3 separate regions of the Homo sapiens genome follow, and regions 1 and 2 are each linked to region 3. Evidence: chromatin loops called from intact Hi-C (ENCODE). Cell type or tissue: PC-9. All regions are shown on one strand. Links, peaks and the distances in the headings refer to the core of each region. The heading gives the core; the rest is flanking DNA.

Region 1 (8,396 bases), core at 274-8,273, 57 kb before region 3:
CTTGGAACCCTGATATGCTACTGTAGAACTGTAAAAGGGTACAGCTGCTTTGGCAAACAGTTTGGCAGTTCCTCAAAAAGTTAAACATAAAGTTAACACCTGACCTAGGAATTCCACTCTTAGGTATATATACTCAAGAGAAATGAAAATGTGTCCATACCAACACCTGTACACAAATGTTCATAGTAACATTATTCAAAATAGACCAAAAGTGAAAACAATCCTAAAGTCCATTTAGTGATGAATAGATTTTTAAGATGTAGTATATCCACACAATGGAATATTTCTTGGCCATTAAAAAAATGAGGTACTGATACATGCTACAAGGATGAACCTTGACAAACACTGTGCTAAGTGAAAGAAGCCAGACAGAAAAGGGCACCTATTGCATGATTCTATTTATATGCAATGTTCAAATTGGGTAAAATCAACAGACAGTAGGTAGATTAGTGGTTTCCAGAGGTTGAGAAAAAAGGGGAATGGGGAGTGACTGCTAATGAGTATGGGTTCCTTTCTGAAGTAATGAAAATGTTCTGGAAGTTGACAGGAGTGATGCATACACAACTGTGAATATACTGAAAAACCACTGAATTGAACTGTACTTTGTGGTATGTGAATTATACCTCAATAAAGTTATTACAACAAATACCATGTGTTCGCACTTAGGAACTAAATAATGTGTACACCTGGACACAGTGTGAAATAAAAGACAATGGAGAGCCAGGGGAGGATGAGGAATTAATTAATGGGTAGAATGTATGTTATTCGGGTGATGGATACCCTAAAAGATCTGGCTTCACTGCTACCATCCATGCATGTAGCAAAATTACACTTGTACCCCCATACATTTATACAAACAAATAAAAATAAAGTTGTCACTTTAAAACACATGCAAGAATCCTGGGAGAAAGATACACTAAGATCCTAGCATTTACTTAATATTAAGGTAACTGGGCTATTTCATCATCTCATTCATTAAAGATCTCTAAATAACACACTCCAATGCCATCTACTCCACATTTTCTGTTCATAAATGAACATTCACTCTAATAAAGTGGCAGAAACAGAAAATTAGGACTAGAAAACTCATAAGTACACAATATTACCACATTCCTAATTTTAAAAAGCACTTTTCTTAAACCTTTTACTGCTTTAGGAGTAGCATATTTCTGATCTTTACAACGTATCTTATGTTAAGCAAGTTAAGAATCTCCATTTTGCAACAGATGAATAAAATGTTCAAAGCAACAAAAATTGAAGAACTAGAAACAGATCCCAATCCCTCTAACTCCCTAGTCCATAATGTTGAAGTCACATTTGACCCAACAAGCAATTTCTAAAAGCAGGAAGGCAACATCTAAAGCCTTATATTCAATCAACCAATCTTTAAATACATCAATCAATATCTAAGCATCTCAAACATTCTAAATTCTGATTTGTAAATTAAATCAATGATGTACTAGTAATCAAAAACAAAGTAAATGTGCATTCTGCAATTATAAAACAGATAAATCTCAGCCAAATCTGGCTGTAACTTACAAGCTCCTTAAAAGCCTCAGTAAGGAAGAATTTTGTCTTTTTTTCTATCAGAAGTGATGTCTGTGGAGGTTTCTTATACCATTAGACACTTGTGCTTGAGGAAATTAACACTGAATACTTGAAGGAGAAACTGGCACAGAAACTGGAAGCAGAAAACCAATTTTGACACAATTACAAATATTCAGAGAAGAAAGCTCTGAACTACAGCAGTGAGGTTAAAAACAGAAAAATTCAAGGACATGTCAAAGTCAAACCAATATAGCTGAATGAGACACAAAAGAGTGGTATCAGAGAAGCCCCAGGATTCTCTCGATTAGTGACTAGACTGCAATATATGAACAGAAAAGGAAATATGGCACAGTACGACACATCCACTCTGAAGACTGTGCAAGACATCTAGGTGGAGATGACCAGACAGTGGCAGAAATATGAGCACGGATCTCGTTGGAAGGCTTCACCTAATCCATATTTTGGACTAGCCCACACCATGGGGTCACCAACATTAAGCAGCAAAAGAAAAACCAATCTAGTTTCTCACCACTGAGTACGTAAAAATTAAAAAGAGAAACCCATCAAGGACACTAAAAAGAGGTAATCAGAAAACTAAGAAGAAAAAGAAGGAAGAAAGCAGCATCTTAGAAGCAAGGGAGAATATTTTGAGGAGGAAAGTCATCAACAGCCAATTCTGCAGTATTTCAGAGAATGAAAACAGATCGCTGGGCTTGGCAATTGGGCCTCTGAACATTTCAACAGATGGGAGAAATGGGACAGAAGTCAACCATAATGGACTGGGGACCCATGGGGAATTGAAGAGGTAAAGACAGAAAACATAAGATGGTTAACAATGAAGAAAAAAGGGAAGATTGAATGGTACTTCATGCAAGTTGTCTTATGATTGGGGAGATGTAACTGTTCTAGATATTTAAGAACTTGAAGGAATAAAGAGGAAGAGCCAAAACATTAAAAAAAAATTAAAACATACACTGAGTACTTACTATTGCTAGACACTTCTAAATCACAACAATTCTATGAGACAGCTACTATCACTATTTGCATCTTAAAGATGCATAGCAAAATTAAATAATTTGCCCAGGGTCACAGAGTAAACAATAGAGGAATTGGGATTTGAACTCTGGCAATTTGGCTCCAGAGGAGATTTTTTTTTTTTTTCCAGATGGACGTTCGCTCTTGTCATCCAGGCTGGAGTGCAATGGCACCATCTCGGCTCACTGCAACCTCTGCCTCCTGGGTTCAAGCAATTCCAGAGGAGATAATCTTAATCACTCATAAAATTAACAATATCAGAGATCTAAAGAAATGGGTAAGATCCACAGCACAGATGGGAGAGTTAGCCTAAGAAAAAGATACACATTTTTTTCTCTGAAACAGGGAGGAAGGGAAAATGACAGTTTTGAGGTGGAAGGAAGATACACTGCCAAAAATTGTGTCTGAAAGATTCTATTTTCTCTGTGAAGTATAAGGCAGGAGGAGTAGGATGGGTTTGAGGGCACTCCTCCAATCTACTACTACTAACAATTCAGAACAGCTATGACGGGGAGTTCCAAAAGGAACTACCTAAGGACAAGAAAAAGGGCTCTGGGGACCTCCAAAAGGTCAGCTGAGGTCAAGGGGTGAGGGTGGTAGGACAATGCAGTGGAAAGCAGAGGCTGATGGCAGTGTGGAAGGAAAGGACGAACTCTGCATTCTTCCTCAGAGAGTTTACCCAAGCTCAAGCTTTCAATCATCTAAGCCAAAACTTAGTTCAGACTTCTGCTCTTCTGAGCTTCTAGTCTTTACATTCAACTTCCTATCTCACATCTCCAGTTGTGTGTCTCAAAGGCATGTGATGCACAACATGTCTAAAATAAAAAACAAGCTGGTCCATTTCTAACCAGTCTTCCTTTCTCAGTAGCTATCACCACCCTCCTAGTCACATAAGGCTCCAAGCCTAAGAGATGTTCTTAGCAACTCCTCCATTATCTTACTCTTTGGATTTTCATCTTTCTCTGATACATTCATCTCATTTCACCCTCAGTCCAAGCTTCCATTGCCTCTTACTTGGACTGCAGTAACTCCTCAAGTGGCTGCAGAGGAGGGAGATTAGGATATGTATACATCATACTGTTTTCTCTTCTTGGCTGAACAGGAAAGACTGCATTCCCCAGCCTTCCTGGCAAGCTGAGTTGGCTGTATGACTGAGTTCTGAACAGCCATTTGAGTTCTGAACAGCCAAGCTGGGCCCAGTTATGTAAACTACTTCCAGTCCTGGCCCTTTAAAAGTGATCTTTAAATACACTAAATACAGCTTTTTAGATGTGAATCCTACCACAATAAAATGATTTTTAAAACATCAAAAATTAAATAAAAGTTAAATAAAAGTGATCTTAAAGCTCTGTTTTCTCCCACCAAGATGACCTTGGTAAGCATACTTCATGATAGGAGAAGGCTGCCCAACCCTTCTGGACTCTGCGTGACAGAGACAAATCTTTACTGTGTTAAGTCACTGAGATTTTGAATTTAATTTGTTATTGCAGTTCTAATACAACAAGACTGCCCATACCAACTGCCCATCACCTTTACCCTCCAATTCATCCTCTACATAAACATGAATCTGATCACCATACTTAGAACAGTCCAGTGGCTTTCCATTGATCTGAAGGTAAAAAATAGCTATTTATTTATTTATTTATTTATTTATTTATTTATTTTTGAGATACGGTGTCACTTCGTCACCCAGGCTGGACTGCAGTGGCATGATCATAGCAAACTGCAGCCTCGCACTCCTGGGCTCAAGTGATCCTCCCACCTCAGCTTCCTGAGTACTGGGACTATAAGCACGTGCCACCATGCCCAGCTAATTTTTAAAATTTTTTTTGTAGAGACAAGGTCCCACTATGTTGTCCAAGCTGGTCTCAAACTTCTGGCCTCAAGCTATTGTCCTGCCTTGGCCTCCCAAAGTGCTGAGACTACAGGTATGAGCCACCACCCCCAGCCCAATAATGGGCTCCATTTGGCTATACCTACCTCTTTAGCCTTATCTTATAGACCACACACTGCAATTTCACTACCCTGGCTTTCTTTCAGTCATTTGTACTTGCCATACTCTGGCCCACTTCAGGGCCTTTGCTCATACTATACACCCTGCCTAGATAGCACTTCCCTACAGTTCTTTGGCTAATACTCTTTAGATGTCAGATCAATTCTCACTACGCAGAAAAGTCTTCTGCATCAAAACCAGTATCACATGCTCCCATAAGATCATGTATCTCCACCACACACCACCTCCTACCACTTCAATGCTCTATCTTTAAAATTACTTAATATCATCTCCTTAAGGCCACAAGTTCTTAAAGACTGTAAGTTCCTTAAGATAAACGGTGTCTGTCTTATTCATTATTGTGTTACCCTGAAAAAAAAATCAAAGATCAGTCAGATGAATCATTAGTTTGACTTATGGAGAAGATAAGGACAGCACATACAAAGCTTCAATACTTGGTAGAATATACATTATTCCTTGATAAACTCCAGTGGAAGGGAATTTAAAGAAAGTAGCTTAAACAGAAAGACAGTTCATCAGGTAGTTTCATGCTGACTTAAAAGCACTCTAAAACAAGGGGACTGAAAGGATGAAAAGACTGCTCCTGACAAAGAGAACCCAGCAAATACAACAGGAGATGAGGATAAGGGAGAAGGAAACTGGAGACTCGCACCAGGTTGAGATGGAAAAGGCCTCCAACAGAAGGTTCAGGGGTTTGGAGACTGGATATTTTTAAAAAGAGTAAGAGGAACAGAGTTGTGCTTTGGGAAAATACATGAAGCCATGCGTAAGAGAACAAGAAGAGGAAGAAAATTATAGTAGGCACTCCAGCTAAAAGGCTAATTCAGCAACCAAGGCAAGAGGTGCAAAAGGCCTTCACTAGGGTAGTGGCAGCATTACTAAGGAGGAAGTGATGGGAACTGCATAGGTGCAATCAATTGTAGTTGACAATCACTGGACTGGGAGAGGGGAGGTGGAAAGGAAGGAGTCTGTATGGTGATCAGGAGGCTAATTAATAATGCCAAATGCTCACTTTCCTTAATTTCCCCACTGTGGTGGCTTTGATATTAGAGTAGTATGGCTCTTCATGACTAGTAACTAGTAGTATGGCTCTTCATGACTAGTAACACTATATACTAAATTTTGCCTGCAAAAATAATAAAAAACCCACAAGGTATAGTATATGTTAGATTTAATGAATATACTTAAATTTATTATACCATGGTTTACTTACCACATCCTTGAGATATGGTGAATATTAAAACCGAGATAAAAGAAATAAAGATTAAATAACCGGTTCCGAGATTTTTTTTTTTTTTTTTTTGAGACAAGGTCTCTCTGTGTCATCCAGGCTGGAGTGCAGTGATGTGATCATGGCTCACTGCAGGAGCCCTGACCTCCTGGGCTCAAGCGATCCTCCCACCTCAGCCTCCTGAGTAGCTGGGACTAGAGGTGCATGCCACCACACCCAGCTAATTTTTGTATTTTTTTATAAAGATGGGGTTTTGCCATGTTGCCCAGACTGGTCTCGAACTCCTGGGCTCAAGTCATCTGCCTGCCTTGGCCTCCCAAAATGCTGGGATTACAGGCATGAGCCACCATGCCTGGCTGTAGTCCCTAGGTTCTTGATAATGATTTTTATACAGTAAAACTAAAACCATGAGGCAGACAGAAAGCACGGAATACTAACCCTAAAGCCTGGCCCAACACTGCCCAGGGCTCTGACCTTCTTCTAAACTCCATTCTCGTAGTGCCTGTGTATCTCCTCTCAATACGCTGGTAGCTCTCTTACGTCTTTGCCTCTAGTGGGTGAACTGAAAATCTGGGGTAAAGATTAGCAGATGGAAAGAAGACAATGATTAAAGTAACTGCAATTTATTAACATCTCAGAGACCAAAAGGAGATATCTTAAAGCACTAAAATCATGAGAGTAACAATCCATCCCCATTCCTCTACTAACTAGCTATGTCACCTTAGGCAAGTCATTATCTCTGAATTAAATTTGTTCCTTTAACTGTACTTAGGGGAGTGGACTAGATCAGTTATTATCTAACTCTAATGTGCACAGGAATCACCTGCAGATTTTAAAGATTCTGATTCAGAATATCTGGGGTAGAGTCTGAGAGTTTGTATTTACACTAAGCTTCAGGTGATGATCACTAAGATTGCTCTGAAATTTCATGAAAGAGAATAAAATCGTAGCTCATTGCTATAGGGGCTTCTTTGCCTACAGGCAAAATTTTTATAATGAAGCAGTAGTGGTAAGAGTACTTTATTTTACCAATATTAGTAGGTCCAAAGTCAAAGCATTTTTTGTGTGTGCCACGGACTCCTGGCAAAGCCTATGGGCCCTTTCTGGAAATAGTGTTTCAAATAAAATAAAATATACAGGATTGCCCAAAAAAAAAAAAACCCAATTATACTAAATAATAGTTTATCTATAATAATAGTTGAGAGTTCTTGTATTAATTTTGGATGATTTGTTATCACAAAACAACATCATGGTGAATATTAAAACAAAAGTGGCTGTAACACCAATATACAGAATTATCTGTTTTACAGATATTTATTATCTTTTTACCTAAAAGAGCCTTTCCCATCAGTCCCATTCTTTCAGTATTTCCGTGGTTTTTCTGGGGGGGAAGGGGGACAGGGTCTTGCTCTGTTGCCCTAGCTGGAGTGCAGAGGCACAATCATGGCTCACTGCAGCCTCAATCTCCCGGGCTCAAGCGATCCTCTTACCTCAGCATCCAGAGTAGCTGGGACTACAGGCAAACACCACCACACCTGGCTAATTTTTTAACTTTTTTGTAGAAACAGGGTCTTGTTATGTTGCCCAGGCTGGTCTCGAACTCCTGGCCTCAAGTGATCCTCCTGCCTCAGCTTCCCAAAGTGCTGGGATTACAGGTGTGAGCCACCATGCCCAGCCCTAGTATTTCTCTAAAATGTTAGGTTATTAGATTTAATTGCTCATTTGTCAAGAAACCTAAACTTTATTTTTAAAAAAGCAAAATCAAATTGTTTTTACTTAAAAAATTTTCTAAGAGTTACTGATATTCAAGTACACAGTTTTAACAATAAAGACCATTAAAGGATACTCTGAACATAGCACCAAGTTTGCTGCACAAATGGGAAGGAAAATCTTGAGAGCAAAAATAGACTGCTATCATAACAAGAGCTTTGTGATTACCTTAAAAAGATATGTTATCCACAACTTCAGTTTCTCCATGTACCAGTGACCACTGGAGAACAGTTGCTCTTAGAGCTCCACCCCCATGTCAAAAAATAGCTGTTAAAAATATACTTCACTGCATTTTATCTCGCTTGACTACCAGTTTTTAACTTGTTCTCAAACCTGTCTGAGTCTCCTCTGGCACAGCTTTTGTGAAATAATGTTTCAGAGATTAAATCAATACATCTGAGGCCCTGCATGCATACTTAAGAATCACTGTGTAAGCTTCTTTAAAAATGTTACTACTCACTCACAGAGGGAAGTAAATGTTACAAAGAATATGGAACACTGGGTATTTTACAGTTGCAAAGGACAGAACACAACTTAAAATAACAATTCTCTCAATTCTAGCATAAGGATAGTAACCTTTGAAACGTGAGCATTAAATTTTTCTAATTTGATTTTTGTAAATAACTGAACCAGTCCAAAAGCTAAATGCAATGATAGCTTACAGCAGTCCCTCCTAAACCAAAATAAATCAGAAACGGTGGTCTTTTTCCGTACTACTAAACTCAAGACAGACACCTGACCTTGGCTACATAATTAATGACAACTAAACTTCACATGATCCTTATTATTAATAGAGAA
Region 2 (8,396 bases), core at 256-8,255, 68 kb before region 3:
CCAAGGCAGGAGGCTTGCTGGAGCCCAAGAGTTCAAGGATGCAGTGAGTTATGATTGCACCACTGCACTCTAGCCTGGGGGAAAGAGTGAGACCCTGTCTCAAAAAACAAAACCCACACTAAAAGCATTGCTACAAAGTAAAGAAACAAGCAATTCAGGATGAATGACAAGCAGCCAGCACTATTTTCTAGACAATTCCAAAATATTTTGATTAAAGCATAATCTTGTCTCACAAACACCTGGCATGTGGATCAACATTAAAATGTTCCCCACCCTAGACTGCACTTAAACCTAGTGGCATAGCCTACTACACACCTAGGCTGTATGGTAGAGCCTATTACTCCTAGACCACAAACCTGGACAGCACGTTACTATACTGAATACTGTCGGCAACTGTAACACAATGGTATTTGTGTATCTAATTACAGTAGAAAATACATTATAATTGTATGGGACCACCATAGTATATGCAGTCTTTGACATGTAATAATGCACAGCTGTGTATCAAAATGCTAACCATGTGATGGCATGTGGTAGGACAATGTATAATTTCCCTTTTCTCTATTTTCTAAATTTTAAATGTGAATTTATAATTTTGTATAATATTTATTACACTTATAGTGTAATAAACATTGAAAACGTTCCCAACTTTTACACCAACTTTCTTATTCACCAGAGGGAGTTGTGACTTTTTTTTTTTTTTTTGAGACAAGGTCTTGCTCTGTCATCCAGGCTGGAGTACAGTGGCACGATCTCAGCTCACCTCCTGGGCTCAAGTGATCCTCCCACCTCAGCATCCAAAGTAGCTGGGACTACTGACGTGCACCACCACACCCGGCTAATTTTGTTTATTTTTAGTAGATGAGATCCCACTATGTTGCCCACGCTGATTGTCAAACTCCTGGCCTCAAACTATCCTCTTGCCTCGGCCTCCCAAAATGCTGGGATTACAGGAGTGAGCCACCACACTCAGCCAACCTTAACTCTTAATTATTGGAAATACCCAAACCTCAATGCCTTACCCCATATGGAAGGCAAAATCCTGTATTCCCAATTCACACATGAAAATTACACGAGAGGTAAGTCAAAAATGCTTCCTTTATTACATAAAGCCAATACTGCTACTTCTAAGTTCAACTGTTTGTGCATCTCTATATCGTTCAAAGTGTTACGCCCGTGATATTAACAATGACCGCTTCCAAGTGTCAGTGAACAGTGGCTCCCTGTGAGTGTCATCATGGTACCTCTCCCCATTGCACACAAGTCAACAAACTGCTCTAGAAAGTTAAGTTCTCCCAGGCCCAGAGTAAACATATACTCAATATTCTTCCATACTTTATTATACCATAAGAAGCAAACTTCTGAAGGAGATACAATTAAAGATACCACAGGTGTCCTAGCTTGTCAATATTCTGTTTTATCATTTTCATTAACAAAGCAGATTACAATGTAGCCCTAATTTGCATTATAATTAGTTGTTACAAGACACTGCACATTCTCCTGAAGACACACAATGATTTCCAAGATGCCAGGTCACTCTTCCAATCAGTGAATGGCGAGCTCACTGGCAGGTGCAGGGCTACTTCCTGTATTCCAATGATGTGCCTGAAATAGCGCTTTGCAAGATGAGCGTGGATTATGTGGACACAATTTTGAGGCAATCTCCATTACACATTTGGTAGAAGACTGCCTAACTTAATCTTACTATTAGTGTATTAGTGTTGTTATATTATGAAGACATATTATATTCCATTATTCTGCTTAGCTCAAGGAAGAATAAAGAATTTGGACCAAAATTATAACCAGATTATGAGCAATTTCCTAAGCAAAAGAAACAAAGTAAATGCTGAGGTTAATAAAGATGTAATAATTCTCTTCACATGGCCTTTACTGTTTGTGAACTGTGTAATTTAAAATCCTGAGCTTAACAAAAATCTTTATAAATCAACTCATCAAAACAGGCATTTGGCCAATAAGAATTTAATTTCACATCAATAAAACTTTAGACTTTAGATTTATTTAGGGCTGTTTGCATATGTTTATAGAATAGTTTACTCTAAAAGATGACAAGACAGCTCCCCCTCAGTGAGACCCTGGCCTAAATATATTTGCTTTATTTATATAGCAAGAGGATAACATTAAACATGGAAGCTTTCAATTTGTGGCACTGAATAATCTACACAGGGCATCCTTCAAAGGCTACAATTAAGGATCCACCTAACTTTTCAGCAATACAAGCCCGATTGAGATCTTCTGGTCCATTTGCTTGACATTCATGTTTTATGCCTAGAGAGAAAAAACAACACTTCTATTTACAATTATGGCAGCAGTTTACCTCTTTCTCTAAGATAACCAAACTTTTAAAAGACCAGTTCTAATCTGGATAAACTGGGGTATATACAAACACGGAATACTACACAGTAACGAGAAAAAATAATTGTAACTACATGCATCAAGATAGATGGGCCTCACAAACAGCATTCACTGAAAGAATCCAGATTTAAAATGCATATATTCTATTATATATATAGGTATAGCATACAAAATCAGCCCACGCTAACTTACGCTGTTAGAAGCCAGGGTGCTGGCTACTTTGAGGAGGAAGGGGCAGGCAGAAGTGCTATGAATTGAAGGGAACAGCACCAGGGAGGCTTCTGGGGTGCTGGTCATTAGATTAAGAAATAACCATTATGTTCACTCTGAAAAATTCAACACATTCTACAATAATTTGTGACATACACTTTTCTAAAGATATGTTGTACTTTGCTAAAAAGCTAAAAGGCAGGTCTAGTAAGAAAATTTTCTTGGTTTTTAAAACATAAAAATACAAATGATTTTTGATTGCACAGTTGATTTTGTCAACTGTATTGAAAAGTAAACAGCTGGCTCTTCAATGGTATTACACTACACATTTATGAAATCGATCACAATGAAAACTATGTGAAATATGTTACTGATTGCTTTCTTAGAACAATTACACTACCACAATGCAAAAACGAGCTCAATTATGGATTACATACAGTAGCTTCTCTGTAAATGGCCACTGTCTTTTAAATAGCTGCATGGTTATTCCCATCATTTAAAGACCATTATTTCTCAAGCTGCTGAAAGCACAGCAGGTCAGCTTTTGAACTACTCAGGACTGATCTGAGAAAGACAGTGGATGCTTTCATTAGAAAAAAGGCAGCATGGTCACTATCTTTTTTTTTTTTTTGAGACAGAGTTTTGCTCTTATTGCCCTGGCTGGAGTGCAATGGTGCGATCTCAGCTCACTGCAACCTCTGCCTCTTGGGTTCAAGCATTCTTCCTGCTTCAGCCTCCCAAGTAGCTGGGATTACAGGCATGTGCCACCACGCCCGGCTAATTTTTTTTTTGTATTTTTAGTAGAGACAGGGTTTCACCATGTTGGTCAGGCTGGTCTCGAACTCCTGACCTCAGGTGATCCACCTGTCTTAGCCTCCCAAAGTGCTGGGATTACAGGCATGAGCCACCACACCCAGCCGGCCACTATCTTTTAGTATCACCAAATCAAGTGTGCAAAGCAATTCCCTTTACTGAAAGGCAATGCAGAATAAAGATAATAAGGAATCCACTGTGAACCTTTTGGTTGGGCTGGGAAAGTGTTGAAGCTAAAGGATTTAAAAGTGTCAGTTAGCAACCCAGTGACACACTTCTGGGGGTTGCCAAACATCAAACCAAATGCACGAAGAACCTGACCCAGCAATAAACTATGCAGCAGCAAGGCTCGGGAAAGGAAGCAAGAATTTTTTTTTCCGAACTAAGTAAAACAGGCTAGGGCAAACCTGTTCTACCATGAAAATATAAAAACCAGTGACAGTAAAACAAACAAAACAAAATCAACATCAGGCCAAGCCCTTGTGACCTTGGCTCACTCAGCTGTTTGGAAACAGCCATGGCAGGAAGGTGGCAGGGCAAACTCTTAAACTAAAACTCACACATGAGACCAAGTCTCCCCTTCTACAGCTGAGAGAATCAAGGCCCATGGAGGTTAAGCAGTTCTGGCCAAGGCCACACAGCAGTTAGACAGGCTTCGCCCTCAGTGCAGGCCTTTGGGCACTTGCCCCATGCACGTTCTTTCCATCATACCAACATTTTCTCCTGGCTGAAGTCTGGCCAGGCCATCTCATCAGGATCCCAATCACCCAGTGGCAAGTCAAATACAACTGACCAGCTCAGGAGTGGGTGCACTTTCCTTGGGACACAGATGAATTAATTACCTAAAATCATGCCATTCAACAGTAAAGCTGGAGAAAAGAGCATCCTTTCTCATTTAGGTACATTTCCTTTTTGCAACTTTATTATAACAACTACATTCAAAGGCAAGAGCAAATTTACTATTATGTCCAATGTTAAACAATCAGTCTCCACCTCCTACATGAGAAAACTGGTAGCACCTCAAACTAGTTTAAAACCAGCCTGAATAAACGATATATATAGACAATGTCAAGGGTATAGTTATTAAACACAGGCTGGGCAGACCCAGAGCAACCAGCACAAAGCAGAAGATACATGGAAAGTCAAATTCAGTCTTCTGCTTTTCTCAAAACAAGTAACACTTCTCCCTTGTGCCCGAAGCTCTGCAAAAAAATAAGGTGCTTCTCAGAAAAGGTGCTGCCCCATTCTGAGTGTTCACCATACCTCTACATATTCAGAGGTCATCTAGAACATACCTTGAAATTTCTTTTTAATTGCATCCTTGGAGCTTGCATAGATCATTTTACTTTTCAGAGGTGCTAGTTCTGGTGCCCTAGATAGAAAGATGCCAAAAATGAAAAAAGTGGTTTAGAGAAAGTATAACTTGCAACTTGTTAAACATTTGCTTGTGTAAACATTTGCTGAGAATCCTCAGACTCTCCTGAGATATTTTTTCTTAACTGCACATTTTTTCTACCTCCCCAGCAGCTCAGAGAGGAAATGCTACAGATAGGCATATGCAGAATCACTCAGGTTGACCAGGGTGGGAAAAAAGAAGAGAACCACTGGTGGCAAAAGACAATCACCAATTAAAAATCAGATTACAGTCGCCATAATGAAAGAACCAACACTGAGTACTTCACTGTATAACCCAATTCTTTTTCTTCAGAATATTTTTCATTATTATTAATAAGGGATTGGATTCAGGCTAATATTTACACAAGGTTTTTGACAGTTTTTCTAGTTGGAAAAAAGTTTTAAAATACATAAAAGTACAGAGAATAATCCGTAAGTACGTGTGACCCAGAATTAAATGCTAATATTTTGGCACCTTTGCTTCAGATTGTTTTCTAAAAAAGAATAAATCAAAAACTTAAAAAAAAGGACAAAAAAGAATAAATTACAAATAAAAGTCCTTTTCTTAGACTTCCCCAGTCCCTTCATCTATTCCAATAGCAGGTTTTGATCCCACAGGTACTTGTTTTCTTAGTCTAACATAACAATACATGTTTAATTACAGATCTGGGCATCCACGTTTCAATAATTCTCTGGAAAAAAATATTAAATCCACTTGTATAATCTCATGATTCTAAAGATTTCTAAATGGCAACTCACCAATAATTATGTCTTAACTGTCAATATTATTACTATCTTTTTATATTTATAACATTGGAGCACGTTCTCCCTCTTGAAGGGAAGCGTGTTAGAAGCACAGCATATGTGTCACAGCACCTTCAGCAGCAACACTGAAGAATAAGGATGATTAGTAACGGACAGAAACCCTCCCACTCAGACTGCTTGCACGGAGGTCCTTCTTTCCTCTGTACGCCAACCCATAGGCCCACCTCCATGCCACACTGCTAAAATATCACAGAGAAGATGCAGTACAGTAAGTCCACACTTAACATTGTCAATCAGTTCTTGGAGCCTGTGACTTAAAACAAAATGACATATACCAAAACCAGTATTTTTTTTTCTCAATGTTATAACAAAACTACATTGAAAGAAATGACGTTATTTGAGGACCTGGTGTATGTTGTTTTGCTTAAAGCTGTAGTTTCCAAGAGCCTACTGGAGGTCATTAAGATATTACGGTATAGCTAAATACTTCTGAGCATTTAATAATTCCATTTAGCTGCCATATTTCCAGGACATTCAACAGCCATGAGCACTGGCATGTGGACCTCACCTAGTGTACCCCTTACCCTAGTGAGCAGAGATTCCATTCTTGGGAAAAAGGGCAGTCTGTCTCTCAGAGGCTTATTCCTCCCAATCCTAAGGTCCAGGGAAGGAGGCAGAGCCATCACAACCTCAGGACTGGCAGATGTTTGAGCTACAGGGTGGGTACTTTTTATTTTTTATTTTTTTGAGGCGGAGTCTCGCTCTGTCACCCAGGCTGGAGTGCAGTGGCGTGATCTCAGCTCACTGCAACCTCTGCCTCCCAGATTCAAGCGATTCTCCTGCCTCAGCCTCCCGAGTAGCTGGAACTGCAGGCGTGTGCCACTATGCCCAGTTAATTTTAGTAGAGATGGGGTTGCACCATGTTGGTTGGCCAGGATGGTCTCGATCTCTTGACCTCGTGATCTGCCCACCTCCACCTCCCAAAGTGCTGAGATTACAGGCATGAGTCACTGCGCCCAGCAGAGTGGGTACTTTTGTTATGAAAATAGGTCAGAAACATAAAAAAGCATCAGCTGTTCTGCTTTTATTCTAACCAAATTGTTAAACTACTTTAAGAGCTGCTCCCTGGGCCATGGGCGGAGCTTGTTATAGAAAATGCCTTTAATAAGGTTCTACCTTTTCTTAAGTAACAGTGTAACAGTGCAAAATAAACCACTGCACTAACACTAAATTTCCTTTTCTTCTATTATTTTCCACATTTAAAAAAATAAGAATGCATACTTTTCATAATTACAAAATACATAAAAAGCAGAAAAAATACCTGCAAATTAAGGAAATACCGACCAATTTAAAAGCCTAAACCATTAGCTGGCCTGTCTGCCACTCAGCTGTGAATGCCAGAAGAGGAAGGACTTAACCTGTTTTATTCACAGCTGTTTTCCCAGGCCCTCGCACAATAGCTGGCGTGTAGTAGAAATAAAGTTCAGTAAATGCACCTTCATTCAAATCCTTGTTAATTTTCAGTCTTATGTACCAGCTTCAATGGACTCTAAGCTGCCTGAATACGTGCACCCTGACCTCATATTTGCATTCCTCACAGCAACTTGGTTTAATCAAGTGCAGTAAAAGCTTACTGAAATACAAGTGAGGTGTGACCTCGAGTTATCTTCCTTTTTAAACCACAATCCTCTGCATCTCCTACTCCCATATCCCTTTTACACTCCAAGCTATTGATGGCACATAGCTAAAAGCTAAGTCCCTCCCTGCCTTGCCCTGACTCAGGCCAAAGTATCAAGAGAATCCTTGCCCCTCTAAAAAAAAAAAAAAGAAAAAAATCAGGTAGTGTTACCATTTCTCCCTCCCCTTAGAAACTAAAGAATTCTACTCCTGGCCATATCAAGGAATGCAGTATAATATTCAATAAATGAGGGATCCAGGTGTAACTTTTTTCTAAAGCTTCATCTCAAATACCGACTTGCCTGAAAAGACCAGAATAACTAAACAACATTTCAAGAAAAAGGCCATAAAAATAACTTTATAGCCCTGTTTCACTATCTAAGAGTAACACTGCCCAACAGAGTTTTCTGCAATGATGGAAATGTTCTGTATCTGTGCTACTCAATAAGGTGGCCACTAGTCAGATGTGGCTACTGAGCATTTGAAATGTGGTAATTCATTCAGCTAACAAACTGAATTTTTAATTTTAAATAATTTAAATAGCCACATGTGGCTAGTGACTACACTACTAAACAGTGCAACTGTAGAGCAAATTATAGCAGGGAGGGAATGGTACCAATTTCTTCAAAAGTAGTAGACCACAGAGGCACAAGGAAGGGGTGTAATTTAAAAGAGTAGATAGAAGGCTGGTTCCTGGCATGGCTCGTTGGAAAAGTAGGGTTTTGGCTTATAAGTAAGAAAGTTAAAAGTAGTAGGAAATTTTAGCCTATAAAAGCAGTACATTCAGAGGATGCCTCCTGTCCTTTCCCCATTGAAAAAAAAAACAAAAACGGAGAGTCACATAACAAGTAGATAGAAAATAGTCAAAATTTAGTTTGGGTCCCATAAACATCAGCCCTGGTAACATTATGAAACCTGTAAATAAAAATTAAATGACAACAACTGCAAATAGTTTGAATAAAAATTACTTTGGTGCTGGAACTGGTCTTCCCGAGTGCTAACAAAATGAGTTTTACAGAGGCTCAATATTTCTAACATGCTTACCACAAAAAAAACATCAACTCTTCTTTTCTGGATTCTTTTGTTTCAAAGCTTGCATCATACAAAGCATAGCGACAATCTTTTTCAGGAAGCATTCCCACAAAATGCTTGAAAGGATCAGT
Region 3 (8,396 bases), core at 48-8,047:
GGTAAGATCCCTTGTAATGATCCATCTTTGGCCAAGCACTATTCAGCTTTCCCATTTAAGAGTTTCATGACAAACCTCCCAACATGCAAAAACTTTATCTTTTATTTCAAGTTTCTATCTAATATTCACTAATTATTATTTTTTTTTTAGAGACAGGGTCTCACTATGTTGCCCAGAATGGGGTGCAGTGGCTATTCACAGGAATGATCATTGCTCACTGCAGCCTTGAACTCCCGGTCTCCAGTGATCCTCCCGCCTCAGCCTCTCAAGTAGCTGGGATTACAGGTGCATGCTACAGCTCCTGGCTCTAATATTCACTCACTCTTTAATTCATTTTATTGGGCATCCACTTTGTGTCAGAAGCTTTAACTAGTTGCTGAATGAGATTTTGTAGCTCCCAGCGTTCCTAGTATCTAACGAGCCAAATGAATCAACAAAGCATGGTGAAGTGCCCATGGTGTAGTAGCAACAGTGGGAAACTATTACTACCTGTAGGCTTTAAAGGAGCAGGAGGAAAGGATCTTGGAGGAGAGATTATGCCAGAGCAGAAGGGAAGCAGGAAGGGAGTCTTTTTGATCTCCTGACAGTGACTCCCATTTGCCAAACCCTACAGGAAGCTAGAGGACATGAGAGGCACCCGGAGGTGATGCAGTCTGGGAGGGCCAGGCTTTCAGCGTTTTAGAGAGGCATGGAGAAGGATGGAGGGTGGGCACCTGGGGAGATCCTCAGGTGGACAATGGCCACTGAGGGATGCCCAGCATTGCTATCAGCCCTGCCCTCAAAGAGCTGCAGTCTAGTGAAGATACTCATACAGCAGGTCTGCCAGGTAAACAGCGGGGGACCTTAACTGGAATGGTGTCTTGGGGTATGGGGGCGTGGGTGTGTAGAACTGAAGACCACTTTAGACATCTTCCTGCATACATTAATATACATGAGGGGTTGGGTGGGAGGTGTAAAGGAGTAGGGAAGATATTGGTGTCAAAGCTGAGGGTGACAGGCAAATGGAGAAAAGGATGATGTATGCTGGGTGAGAAGTAAAGCCTGATGACATAAATTTCAAATAAATGAAGGCATAGAAGTCAGTAGGAGTTGATCATGAGCAGGCAGGTGGTAGAGGGTGGAATAGCAGGAAATATTCACATCACTTGTAGCTCCTTACCAAATGAACTAACAAGTCAGATGGTTGGAATAGGTCATTCTTTGAATTTTGGCCAGACCCTGCTAAACAATGGCGAACTTCTGTAAACTGACTATTTTTAGAATTTCATTAGAAAACTTCATGTGGAGTTTAGGTCTGAGGGGCCGTTGAGGGGCTTAAAATGTATAGTATACTCCTAAACTGTACCTTACTATACTCCTAAACTGTATGCACAATATGAAAATAGTTCATAAAATAGCTTGCACTATTGTTGTCCCCCCCAATTTCAGGTCAACGCTGGGAAGCTAGTGAACTTTGGAAGATAGAACATGTTCTCTTGTGTTCAATCAGTCCCTACTGATATTAATAGAAAAGTAGACCTGGACCTACAAAACAATGGACAGCCCAAATGTATGTTTCTTTTTTTAATTTTTGTCTTTTTTTTTGAGATAGAGTTTTGCTCTGTGGCCCATGCTGGAGTGCAGCGACACAATCATGGCTCACTGCAGCCTTGACCTGCCAGGCTCAGTCTATCCTCCCACCTCAGCCTCCCGAGTAGCTAGGACTACAGAGGTACACACCACCATGCTCAGCTAATTTTTTGTATTATTATTATTATTTTTTATATATAGCGACAGGGTTTTGCCATGTTGCCCAGGCTGGTTTCAAATTCCTGTGCTCAATCAATCCACCTGCCTCAGCCTCCCAAAGTGCTGGGCGAGAGCCAGATGCCCAGCCCCCAAATGTATGTTCAATCTATGAATATATGAATGTATATTTCTATCAGAAATATATTCATGGGCTGGGCATGGTGGCTCACACGTGTAATCCCAATACCTGGGGAGGCTGAGTCAGGAGGATCACTTGAGGCCAGGAATTCGAGACCACCTGAGCAGCACAGCAAGACTCCTGTGTGTATGAAACAGTTTAAAAATTAGCTGGGCATGGTAGTGTGCACCTGTAGTCCCAGCTAGTTTGGCAGCTGAGGTGGGTGAGTCGCTTGAGCCCAGGAGGTTGAGGCTGCAGTGAGCTGAGATTGTACCACTGCACTTCAGCCTGGGCTGAGCAAGACCCCATTGCAAAAAAAAAAAAAAAAAAAAAAAAAAGAAGAAGAAATATATTCATGGATGCATGTGCCCAATTCCTTGGGATCTATCTCCTAACTGATACAAAGCAGGGCTGGAACATCCTTCTTTTTAGGACAGAGTGGGCATGCCAGTTGGACAACTGTGGCTTGGTAATATATCAAACCACTTGACAGTGTATTCCCAGAAGGAAACGGGCTGTGGTTCAGATGTAGGCTGACCCAACTTGAAAGTGGTGGTAGGTTTGTTTAATGATATCTTAGAGAGAAATATAGGGCAGAAATATGAATACCATGGCTAGATTTATAGCCACAGAAATTATAACTGTAAAAGACACTTCTCCAAACGCAGTCCTGAGGATGGCACCTGCTGGGACAATGACTCATTTCTGCATTTCTGAGGTCATGGGAAGGGCTGCTTTTCATGCATAACCAGAATGACGATGAGTTGGTACGACAATGTCTCAAGGACATTCTGAGACTGTGCAGAGAAGGCAAGTCCAGATGTCTCTGAAAATCCGTACCATCATTTCGGTAGGTGTAAAACTCCTACCGTGGTTGTCAATGAAATCCTGGTTGCTGAGATCATGATACCATCTGGTGAATCAAAGGAAGATTTTTGCGTTTTCTTGCTATCATTAAGAAACACCTGTTCTCAGCACAATTTTCCTGGAGGTGTTGGGATTTTGAGAGGTAACTTTTTCTTTTGTTACAATTTCAAACTTATGGAAAAGTTGCAGGAGGAGTAAAAGGAACTTCTATACCTCTTACCTAAATCCACCAATCATTTGCTTTATTATTTTATGTATTTATTTATATATGTTTATATCAACATAAATGCATATCTATTATTTATTTTTTGAACCATTGAGAGTAAGTTGGACATCATGCCTCATCCCCAAACCAGTTTCCTATGAACGAGGTCATTTTCTTTCCTTCCTTCCCTTCCCTTTCTTCCTTCCTCCTTTCCTTTCCTTTCCTTTCTCTCTTTCTTTTTTTTTTCTTTTGAGACACAGTGTCCTTCTGTCACCCAGGCTGGAGTGCAGTGGCACAGTCTTGGCTCACGGCAACCTCTGCCTCCCAGGCTCAAGTGATCCTCTCATCTCAGCCTCCCAAGTAGCTGGAACTACAGACATGTGCCACCATGCCCGGCCAATTTTTGTATTTTTGGGGGTAGAGACAGGGTCTCATTATATTGCCCAGGCTGGTCTTGGATTCCTGGGCTCAAGTAACCCTCCTGCCTCGACCTCCCAAAGTGCTGGGATTACAGGGGTGAGCCACAGCACCCAGCCAAGGTCATTTTCTTACATGTCGTAATACAATGTTTAAAATTAGACATTTTAACTCTGTTACAATATTTTTATCAATCCTCATTCCATATTCAAATTTCATCAATTGTCATCACAATGTCCCTTATAGATTTTATTTTTGCAGTCTAGGGTCCAGTTTAGGATCCTGCATTACATTTGGTAATCCTGCCTTTTGTCGGTGCCTGTCAGTCAAAGCACCAGGCACACACTTGCTGTCACACAAATTTGTTTTTTTTTTTTTTTTTTTTTGGTGCTTCAGTTTCTGAATTAGACCCTGAGAAAAGCAGGTTGGATGCTTAGTGCTCTCTTTGATAGTGTTTGAATCTCAGGCTTCATTTTCCAGCAACTCTTCAGAGTCAACTGCGTGTGTGCAGTTAGTTGGAGAGAGAGCCTTGCTTCTGAGTGTGTTTCTCCATCTGCTGTGACCCTTCCTACAGACTCATCACTTCCAGGAGCACTGAGCATACTTCACGGGTGCGTCTTTAGAGACTGGGGCCTCATGGAGAGGCCTGGCTACAGGGAGCAGGGATAGTAGGGATCCGGGAGCCAGGGGTCTGCCTGCCCTTTTACTCCTGGGCTGTCACTTTCCATGGCTGACTTACCTTTTGAGTTGGTCCAGTTTGGTGGAAAGGCTTCAAGCTGCACCCTGGTGGGACCATGTGGCAGGGCATTCAATTTTAGTATAGGGTGGCCCTCTTGTGGCAGACATTTGCATGTTCTGGGTAAAGGACGGATGGTAAAAGGTGCAGAGTCAGAGTGTTAGAGCAGTGTATTCGTTTGCTAGGGCTTCCAGAACAAAGCACCACAGACGGGTCCACCCTAACAGCCTCAATTACCTCTTTACAGGCCCCATCTCTGAAGGCAGCCACATTTTGAGGGAGTTAGGACTTCAACATGTGAGATTTGGAGGAATACAATTCTGCTCATAATAAGCAGAAAGGAACCTTAGATATTCTTTAGCTTAAGTCCATCATTGTAGAAAACAGATTGACCTGTTCAAGGTCACACAATAGTAGGCAGCAGAGACCTAACGTGAAACCCACCTCTAAGGAATATATGATTACCTCCATTACCTTTTGTTTCTGTAAAATGTCCAAAGCAAACTCAGAATGTATCTCAACTGAAAGGGATGGCTCAAAATGCTAGAGTATGAAATTGACTAAAAGGCAAAACATCTAAGCCTATTTTACTCAGGCTTTTAGATATTTGTTAGTGAAGAAAAATGTTAATTAAAAAATTTTGAAACTGTATTTTACATTTAAATAACTTTATTTTATTTATTTTTTGAGACAGGGTCTCATTCTATCACCTAGACTGGAGTGCAGTGGTGCAATCTCAGCTCACTGCAGTCTCTGCCTCCCAGGCTCCAGCAATCCTCCTACCTCAGCCTCCTGAGTATCTGAGACTACAGGCATGTGCCTATATTTTTTGTCGACATGGGGTTTCACGATGTTGCCCAGGCTGGTCTTGAACTTCCGGGCTCAAGCAGTCCACCCGCCTTGGCCTCCCAAAGTGCTGGGATTGTAGGTATGAGCCACTTCACCCAGCCTTAAACAACTTTAAATGGAATAAAAGATATGATGAACATTAAACCTGGCATATTTCACTAATTTCTGATATTTTTGTACTGCTAAAATTACCATGCATCTGGTATTTTGCTTTTCTTTTCCCCTTCAAGTTTGTTATAAGCATTTTTATTTATATCATAGTATATTCCACAAGGTTAAAATTGTTTGGTGGGGCCAGGTGTGCTAACTCTTACCTGTGATCCCAGCACTTTGGGAGGCTGAGGCAGGAGGATTGCTTGAGGGCAGGGAGTTCGAGACCAGTGTGGGTAACATAGCAAGACCCTGTTTTTTTAAAAAAATAAATACATAAATAAAATAAATAAGTAAAATTGTTCAATGGTTATAGCCCATTTTCTCCTATTGTTACTGCAGTTTGCTAAGCCATTCTCCTCTCTGCACCTCTCCCTCTCTTAGCCATTATACATATATATAGCTATAACATAAAGCAAGTAATATTTATTAAATGTCTATACTGCAAAGGTGATCACACTTTTTGCAGGTGTTTTGGAAAATAATTTCAAACTTTCTAGGAAAAATGGCAAGAATAGTACAAACAACCCAGATTCACCTCTTAATATTTTGTCTAATTTCCTTACTATCTCTCATACTTATTTATGTTTATATTTATACATGTCATTTTATTCAGAATCATTTGAGAATAAGTTGCATACATCATGGGTCTTTGCTCCTAGATAGTTCAGAGTATATTTTCCTTTTTTTGAGATGAAGTCTCGCTCTGTTGCCAGGCTGGAGTGCATTGGCATTATCTCGACTCACTGCAACCTCTGCCTCCTGGGTTCAAGTGATTCTCCTGCCTCAGCCTCCCAAGTAGCTGGGACTACAGGTGTGTAGCACCATGCCTTGCTAATTTTTTTGTATTTTTAGTACAGATGGGGTTTCACCATGTTGGCTAGGATGGTCTTGAACTCCTGACCTCATGATCCGCCCACCTTGGTCTCCCAAAGTGCTGGGATTACAGGCGTGAGCCACCGTGCCCAGCCTGAGCCCTCAGAGTGTATTTTCTAAGAATAATGATATTATTTTACATAGCTGTAGCATAGTCATAAACTTCAGTAAATTTAATCTTGATACAATTTTATGTTCTAATCTACTATTTATATTCTAATTTTGTTAATGAACCTAGTGATAACCTTTATAGCAGTTTTTCTCCTCCAATACAAGATCCAGTCTAGGATCCATATTGCATTTATTTATTTATTTTTATTTTTGAGATGGAGTCTCACTCTGTCACCTAGGTTGGAGTGCAGTGGCGTGATATTGGCTCACTGCAACCTCTACCCCTCCGGATTCAAGGAATTCTCATGTCTCAGCCTCCCGAGTAGCTGGGACTACAGGCACAAGCCACGACGTCCGGCTAATTTTTTGTATTATTAGTAGAGATGGGGTTTCACCATGTTGGCCAGGCTGGTCTCGAACTCCTGACCTCAGATGATCCACCCACCTCAGCCTCCAAAGTGCTAGGATTACAGGCATGAGCCACCACACTCGGCCCTATACTGCATTTAGATGTCCTGTCTCTTCAGTCTCCTTTAATCTGGAACATTTTCATAGCTTCTCTTTGTCTTTTATGATATTAACATTTTTATAGAATACCATCCCCCTTCTGTTTTTATTAATAGGATGTTCCTTCTTTGGGATTTATCTGGATGATTCCTTATGGTCAGATATAGGCTACATATTCAGGTTATGCAGGCCAGATAAAAGACGTGTATTTCTCAGACAAACCAAGATACCCTTGAGAGTGAAAGATGGTGCTTGCTATATTTACGCTGAGATAGTGGGTGTAAATGTGTCTTAGGCAAACTGGGATGTGTGGTTACCCTACTTACATAAGTGATTATTCTCATTTTACCAGTCTCCATACTGGGACTAGATAGGTTAAATCACTTACTGAAGTGATGGGACCAGAACTTAACCTCAGATCTTTCTTATTCTAAAACATCCATTTCCTGTCCCTGCCCCCAAACTAGTGCCATTCAACTGTATTTAGAGTAACTCTTCCATAGCTGACCTTTCATCAAGTCCTGTGGAATCTATCTCTACGAACATGTCTCTTGAATTAACAAATTCATTCAGCAATGATTTCTTCCTTATGCATACGATCTCTACTCCTACTGAATGGTCTCCTATCAGTGATATGGTCTTTAGGGCTGTTGACAAATATTGCACACTCCTTCTAAGCACATAGCAGGATTGCATTTCCCAGTGCACCTGAAGTTAGACAATACAACCACAGCATTTTGCTAAGATCTTTATTTTAGAAGTTGTCCAGATTATCTTGTGTTTTCATTAGTCAGTATGGATTCGCCTCCTGCACCCTGAGGGCAGAGACTTGATTTTGTGCAATATTTAACTCTGAGGCTACGCTTTGTGAGGAGATATTTTCTGAGTGTTTATTTCACTGGATTAAATTGAAAGAATTTTTTGTTATGTTTCTAGAATATATTTTTCTCAAATGGTATTGCCATGTGTGGTCGATTGAGTTGTGGGTCCTGATTCTCCACTCCAGCATGATGGGATTATCCACCCACACCCTTGCCAGGGCCTCAGGCTGAGCCCTGCCTCCTCCTTGCTTCCTCTTGACTTTATTTGTGGCCATGTGATTTGCTTTGACCAATGAGATGTCAGCAGACATGATGCAAACAAAGGCCTGGGATGAGCTTGTGTGGCTGGGCTTGCTCTTGTGCTTTTTTCATTGCTAGTTTAGAAGCTTGAGGGACATTGGGAGCAGAGCAGCCCCTGCTGAAAGGAGACCTACAGCTGGAAGACAGCTGAGCTCCCAGCCCCAGGGAATGCAGTGATAAATACTTCTATTTTGTTCTGTAGCAATATTTGACTGATACATGGTATCATAGGGAACAAATGATTTTATAACTCTTGCTATATGTTGGTTTTGCTCTCGTGAGGAAGCCTGAAGTCAATTTACCATGCTATCAGCATGGTATATGTGCACCTACAAAAATATTCATGTGGTTATCCTCAATTTGACCATACAATTACATTTTATGTATTTTTATTTATTATTTTTATTTTTATAAATAAAAGAAATGGGGGTCTCACTATGTTGCCAAGGCTCGTCTTGAACTCCTGGCCTCAAGAGATCCTCCCACTTTGGCCTCCCAAAGTTCTGGATTAGAGGTGTGGTCCACTGCACCTGGCCAAATCTAATTTTAAATGGTTTAAGAAAATAGAACAATAACCATGCCACCAGCACAGTTTAGGGCCTTGCAGAGCTTTATTCCAGACGGAATCTATTATCTTGAGGTAATATTTTG

What was found. A loop is a pair of places that touch in the nucleus more often than their neighbours do. Peaks named below come from ENCODE experiments on the same cell type or tissue, not always from the same donor. Only the 100,000 strongest peaks of a DNase experiment are listed, where the experiment ranks them.
Region 1: it touches region 3 in a loop (5-fold over the local background); 11 of 110 quality-filtered maps call a loop at or near these places.
Region 2: a loop joins it to region 3, with 5 times the contacts of the local background. A loop is called at or near these places in 100 of 110 quality-filtered maps.

Annotation. Positions count from the first base shown.
Region 1 is chr20:17,589,934-17,598,329 of GRCh38, reverse strand. All of the region lies in intron 1 of DSTN (destrin, actin depolymerizing factor), which reads right to left. Among named protein-coding and RNA genes, the nearest start is that of DSTN, 24 kb to the right of the region's middle. In PC-9, for the core only: no CTCF peak of the experiment used is centred there; a DNase peak (open chromatin) is centred at 3,689; H3K4me3 peaks cover 387 bases; H3K27ac peaks cover 2,525 bases.
Region 2 is chr20:17,600,927-17,609,322 of GRCh38, reverse strand. DSTN (destrin, actin depolymerizing factor) reads right to left here. Exons shown (of 4, transcript NM_006870.4): 2 at 8,278-8,396; 3 at 4,692-4,768; 4 at 1-2,286. The coding sequence ends at 2,177. Among named protein-coding and RNA genes, the nearest start is that of DSTN, 35 kb to the right of the region's middle. RefSeq lists an enhancer at 6,324-6,825. In PC-9, for the core only: no CTCF peak of the experiment used is centred there; a DNase peak (open chromatin) is centred at 3,802; H3K27ac peaks cover 2,955 bases.
Region 3 is chr20:17,532,954-17,541,349 of GRCh38, reverse strand. It overlaps a transcript of BFSP1 not described here. Among named protein-coding and RNA genes, the nearest start is that of BFSP1, 5.8 kb to the right of the region's middle. RefSeq lists silencers at 2,519-2,719, 4,094-4,163 and an enhancer at 7,758-7,817. In PC-9, for the core only: CTCF peaks have their summits at 4,034 and 4,233 (motif pointing left); DNase peaks (open chromatin) are centred at 2,619 and 4,209; H3K27ac peaks cover 620 bases.